Linked DNA regions of Mus musculus: region 2 is linked to region 1. A link is a contact called in ENCODE POLR2A ChIA-PET data. All regions are on one chromosome and are shown on one strand. The core of a region is the stretch at or near the end of the contact, and the rest is flanking DNA. Distances in the headings are between cores, read along the strand shown. Region 1 has its middle 17 kb from the start of Ssc4d. Region 2 holds the start of Rasa4 (RAS p21 protein activator 4).

Region 1 (2,895 bases), core at 337-2,836:
GCTGGCCTCGAATTCAGAAATCTGCCTGCCTCTGCCTACCAAGTGCTGGGATTAAAGGCATGTGCCACCATGCCTGGCTGGCAGGGCCAATCTTAAGACGACAGACACTCGGTCAGGGTGATGCTACACATAGAATTTGCTGTGGTACAGCAGGCTGTGTTAAAATCCTCAGTCTAACCCACCTGAGGTAGCTCACATCTATAAAACCAGCCACTGGGAAGATGATGGGGGTGGAAACTGCTTGAGGTCAGCCTGGACTGAAGTGTGAGATCCTGTCTCTGAGGCAAGGGAGTTCAGAAGTCTGCGTTCATTTCTGGCTACACAACACATTTCAGGGCAGCATAGGCTACATTGTCTTGTTTCAAAACAAAACCACAACCACAACACCCCTCAGTTTATTGTTCATGTTTGCCAGAGGTGGGGAACCTTTTCCAATTCTTTAATTGGTTTGTTTTTGAGACCATGTCTTATGTAGCATAGGCTGGCCTTGGATTAGCTGTATAATTGAGGGTGACCATCTGTCTCCACCCCTGGGACTTTAGGCATGTGACAGCCACCACACTGAGGTTTGTTTTCTTCCCTTTTTAGAAATCTATTTTCTTTTTGTAGTTGCTGATTTAAAAAAAAAAAAAGACATTTTAATTGTGTGTGTGTGTGGCCACATGGCCTCACCTTTACCTGTGGAACCCTTTCGCTGACCCAAACTGAGTTGGGGACTGAACCTTGGACTTTCTGAATGCTTGGACAGAGCTCTACCAGCTGAGTTACACACCAGCCTCCTTAATCTTGATTTATTTTAGATGTTTTTTACCCCATAGTGCCACCACACCCTATTCCAATTCTGGTTTTATTGTGAACCGGTTTTACAATTTCAACAGTCCTTTGTGGGTTAAATGTCCTCTGTGAAAGCGTCGCATGCCTTTCATCTCAGCAAGCAGGTCTTTGAGTTTGAGGCCTGCCTGGTCTACAGACTGAGTTCCATCCAGGGCAGCCAGCGTCATACAGAAAAACTGTTTCGAAAAAAACAAAACCAACCAAATGGTCTTTTATGAAAATATCAGTAGCTTTAGGATATAGCTCAGTTGGTCGAGCGTTTGCCTAGCGTAAGTGAAGTCCTGGGTTCCTCAGAATTGCATAAATGAGCAGGGGTGGCACGCACCTGTAACCCCAGTTGGGTGGGCAGAGGAAGAAATAAAATTAAAAAAACTCAAAGTCACCTTTGGCAAGCCACCCTGAACTGCATGAGACCTTGACTAAAGCATTTTTAAAAGGGGTGAGGGGGTGGGGTGGTGAGGAGAGAAGCAGCCTTGTGGCGCAGAGGTTGTTGTTGGTAAATACTCTTTGTAATCCGCAAAGGTCCGCGGGGACTGAAAATGTCGCCTAAACTACAGTGTCTTGGGAATGGTTGACCTTCCTTCCCTTGTATGGGCTGTACCGGGGACTCAATTCCTTTGTCAGACCAAACCTAGAACTCTGCACAAAAAAAAAAAAAAGACCCGCCCCGAGGCATGGAAAGGTCTCGAAGAGCGTGGCCCCGCCCCTGCCCCACCTAACCAGCAACCTTCCGTTTGCTGCGACTGGCTGAACCAGTTTCAAAGCTACCCAATCAAAATCCTTCAGTAAGATAGAGGCGTGGCTTCAGTTCCGACCCAGGGCGGGCTCTCCTCTGAGCTCCTGCGGTGACTCAGCAGGAAGGCGTGAGTTATTGGGGCCCGGAAGGGCAGGGCTACGTCACGTCCTACCCTGTCCGCCCCGGCCGTCGAGGCTTACGGGGCTCCAGTGGGAATCCCAACACCTGGACTCTGTTGGTTTTGTTTTGTTTTGATGACCCAGAAAAACCCTGGACCTTTCACTGATCTTTTGTTTCCTCCGTTTGCACAGTGGTTAAGAACACTTCCCGGAGCAGTGCCTGAGTGGGAAGACCCTGGAAGTTTGGAGTTTGACCTTACAGGAAGTCAATCCCAGTTGCCTCGTTTTTTTTTTTTTTTTTTTTTTCCCCTCTTCTCTTTTTGCTAATCCATCAATCCTCAAGGTTTGGCTCCCATTCGAGTTGTCAGGCAGGTGTGACAACAAATACACAAGGGAGGCTAGCCTGCTGCACTTCGAAAAACTCACCAGAACTTAAAGTCATCCTCAGGAACGTAGAGACCAGGACATAGGGTCCGGACGATGGTATAGATGATGAGGGGCCAAGCTGGCGTGATGGCTCAGCAGGTATCAAGAATCTGGTACCCGCATGGAAGGAAAGAATTCCTGTGACATGTACCACACATGTACTCAAACATGCATGCATTAGCCTTTTTTTTTTTTAAAGTAAGAGGGGCCTAGAGAGCTGGCCCAGCAGTTAGGGCACTTGCTCTTGCAGAGCCCCTGAGCTCAGTTCCCAGCACCCACGTGGTGTGGTTTACAACCATCATAACTCCACTACCAGGGGCTCCAACGCTTTGTGACTGTGGTGAACACAGGGTATACACGTGGGCAACATTCAGCCATGTATGAAAACATTTATACACAGATGCAGAGGTGTTTCAGTGGGTAAGAGCAATCATTGTACAAAGTTGGGGACCCAAGTGGGGATTCCAGCACCCAGGAGTAAAACCTGAGTGGCCAGGAATGCCTATAACTCTGGTACTACGGAGGGCAGAGACTGGATGACTTCCGGAGCTTGCTATCCTTTAGCCTAACTCAGCATTTGAGGAGAAAGCCTGCACCCAGGGGATCTGCGTGTGATAGAACTGGACGCCCTGTATCATCATCATCACCATCACTACACACAGGCACACTCAGTAATAAATCTTTGCGGGGTGGGGGTGGGGGGTAGGGAACCAGAATTGGAGTTTGTAGCTGTGGCTCAGTGGTCGAGTACTTGCCTTCCATGATTTAGGTCCTAGGTGG
Region 2 (2,937 bases), core at 160-2,659, 130 kb after region 1:
GTAGGTGGCTCCAATTTCAGGGGGAATCTGATACCCTCTTCTGGCCTCCAGAGGTACTGCATATGTGCACATAGCATAATAAAATCTGGTGGAGTGGTGCTGATGACGCACCCCTTAATTCCCAGCACTTGGAGAGGCAGAGGCGAGGGGAATCTCTGTGAGTTTGAAGTCAGCCTGGTTTATAGAGTTCCAGGACAGTCAGGGTTACTCAAAGAAACCCTGTGTCAAAAAAAAAAAAAAATCTGTATGTATGTCTGTATCCCCAATGGAATCTTATTTTGGGGTAAAGAAGAATAAAATGATGTCACTCGTAGCAGAATTTTTGACCAGGACACTCAAGGACCTAGGTTTGGTCACCAGTATGGGCAGCGATGGCGGGCTGGAATGCAGATCTAGGGCTAGGTAAGTATGGTTCACTTGCTAAACTGCTTTGCAAGCAGAAGAATCACTCGTTCCCAGGACTAATGGATAGCTGGGCATGGTGTTGAACTCTTGTAAAGAACTCCAGAAGTGGGCAAGATGGAGAAAGGTGGATCCTGGAGTCTCACTGGCCAGCCAGTCTAGACTACTGGGGAGGTTTCAAGCCAATGAGAGACCTTGTGTCTTACAAGGTGGGGCAGAGGAGATGGGTCAGTAGAAAGACTCCTGCCCAAGTCTGATAATCTGAATTTGATCCCTGGGACCCATTTGGTGAAAGTAAAGAAAAGATTCTTGCGGGTGTCCTCTGATTTCCACTTGGGACCACAACATGTAAGCCACACCCTAATCAATCAGCCAATAAAAAACAAAAATTTTAAAAAGGTAGCCAGAGCCTGGAGGTGGTGGTGCAGGCTTTTAATCCCAACACTTGGGAGGCAGAGACAAGTGAATCTTTGTATTCGAGCCCAGCCTGGTCTGTAGAGAGAGTTCTAGGACAGCTAGGGCTACACAGAAAAACCCTGTCTCAAAAATAAATAAATAAACAAATAAATAAATGGTGGACGGATCTTGAAGAATGAAATCGGAGGGTGATCTCTGGCCTCTACCTGCACACCTGAACACACACGAAACCACAATACAAACACGCCCCAAACAATCCTGTTTTCCAGATTTGATGTCCTCAAACTTTCCCAACTGCCTGAGTCTTCACATCTTTCCAGGTCTGTCACAGACAAGTTACTCCCAGCGTGCGGCCATTAATGGATTTGCAGCTATGCTGCACACCCAGGTCCCTCCGTGAGCCTGGGCTCTCTCTCTGAGAATCGAGAGCACCAGGAGGGATCCTGGTGGTGGAAGAATCTCCGGGTGCCAGCAGCTACACTTCGGGGCAGGCCCCGCCCGCCCTCCCTTCCAGGTGGCCAATGAGGGACGCAAGCCGCATAGGCCGCGCCCATTCTGGGCATCCAGGACGCTGATTGGTCCTTCCATGCAGTGTCTCCCCGCCCCCGCAGGAGGGGCGGGGAGGGGTGAATGGAGTAGCGGAGATCCCTCAGCCCCAGCGCTCCCCTCTCTGGCCTCCGCACCCGCCTGCCTGCAGCGCCACTCGCACTGTTCCCCCTCCTTACCCCGAGAGGGGACCCATGAGTCCGAACCCCTCCCCGCCAGGCCTCCACGTCGCCGACCCGCAATGGCCAAGCGCAGTTCGCTGTCCATCCGAATCGTAGAAGGGAAAAATCTGCCCGCCAAGGACATGTGAGTAGTGGGTACGGGTGGTGGCCACCCCAACTTTGATGGGATCCCCTTTTATATACTTGACCTTTGCGGGGGGTCCTTAGGGCTTCCCCACAAGGAGAGCAGCGGAGAGGATGTGGCGTGTACAGCCACGGAGGGGGACTGGCTACGAAAATGGGGACAGCGAGATTTGCTGTGAATACCTGACAGAGTGGAGGGGCAAGCTAGAGGCGGAGGGCTAGAGACAAGGGAGGGGCTTCTCCACCTGGGAACAGCAGGAAGCCAGGGCTCATAGGGGGGCAGGAGTTTTAAAAGACTGAAACTGGCACTGGGATGGCATCGCAAGAACTGCCCAGGGTGTGGCTGAAAGGGGCGGAGTGTCCCCCCCTCTCTCTGTAGTTTGGGAGTCCATAACAACCCCAAGAGTTGTCCGCCGGACTTGTTCGCTATTCGCTATTCATTTGGGCAAGGCATGCAGGTGTGAAAAGTGGGGGTGGGGGTGTAGGTCAAGGGGACAGGAGGGATGCATAGAGGCAGGATTTAGAGTCTCCCTTGACTTTGCCGGGCCTCTCCCTTTAATCGCTCCCTGCAAGGCATTTCTCCTCGGACCACTTTACAGATTAGAAAACCGATGCCGACAGACAGGAAATGTTAGCTGGTGGTGTCAAAGCAAGGTCGTGAATCTAGGGCTCCTAAAATGCATTACCGTCCTTCATAAAGCTTCCTCTAATCCATCGCCAGATTTGGGGAGCTTTCGGACACCCCTTTGTCACACTGTTTTTAGTGAGTTCCCGAGGTCAACTGCGTGACTCCTAGAACGTGTCTCGTGGCTTTCTTATGTCCTCATTTGCAAAGATTCAGTTTCCCTTTCTGGACCCAAGTGCTTGAAATCCTAGTGTCGGGGAGAAGCCACGATCATAAAACCGAAGAAAGGGCGGGGCAGAGGCCTAGGGTTCAAAGTGCGCTCCGGGTCCCGGTGGGTTTCCTGGCTACAGAGAACTGAGAATTGGGGAGGTGTGTGTGTGTGTGTGTGTGTGTGTGTGTGTGTGTGTGTGTTCATCTCTCCGGCGGGCAGGCGGGCTCTCCCAGCACTCTCAGTGCCAGGAGCGGTTCCAGTTCAAGGCCCCCTGGGCCTGAAGAGGCCAGCTCAGCAGTTGCCATGGCAATGGGGAGGGAGGAGGGTGGGCTGACTTAAGGTGGGTTTCTGTGCATAAAGGGAGGAGGGGCTCCAGTGGAAATTAGGTCTCTAGGGTGGAGGCTGGTTGAGCCTCCACAGGGGATCTCGGG

What was found. ChIA-PET counts read pairs that join two places held with the same protein, here RNA polymerase II (POLR2A).
Region 2: POLR2A ChIA-PET joins it to region 1 with 10 read pairs in embryonic stem cell. The contact joins the promoter of Rasa4 here to the enhancer-like site in region 1. POLR2A ChIA-PET finds 5 or more read pairs at or near these places in 2 of 5 experiments (Patski and embryonic stem cell).

The regions. Positions count from the first base shown.
Region 1 is chr5:135,956,110-135,959,004 of GRCm38, forward strand. No RefSeq gene overlaps it. Among named protein-coding and RNA genes, the nearest start is that of Ssc4d, 17 kb to the right of the region's middle. Within about 2 kb of position 1,587, at least 1 of the 3 ENCODE cell types and tissues checked has a DNase peak (open chromatin) inside an H3K27ac peak, as active enhancers do.
Region 2 is chr5:136,082,507-136,085,443 of GRCm38, forward strand. Rasa4 (RAS p21 protein activator 4) reads left to right here and starts at 1,410. Exons shown (of 21, transcript NM_133914.3): 1 at 1,410-1,671. The coding sequence starts at 1,607.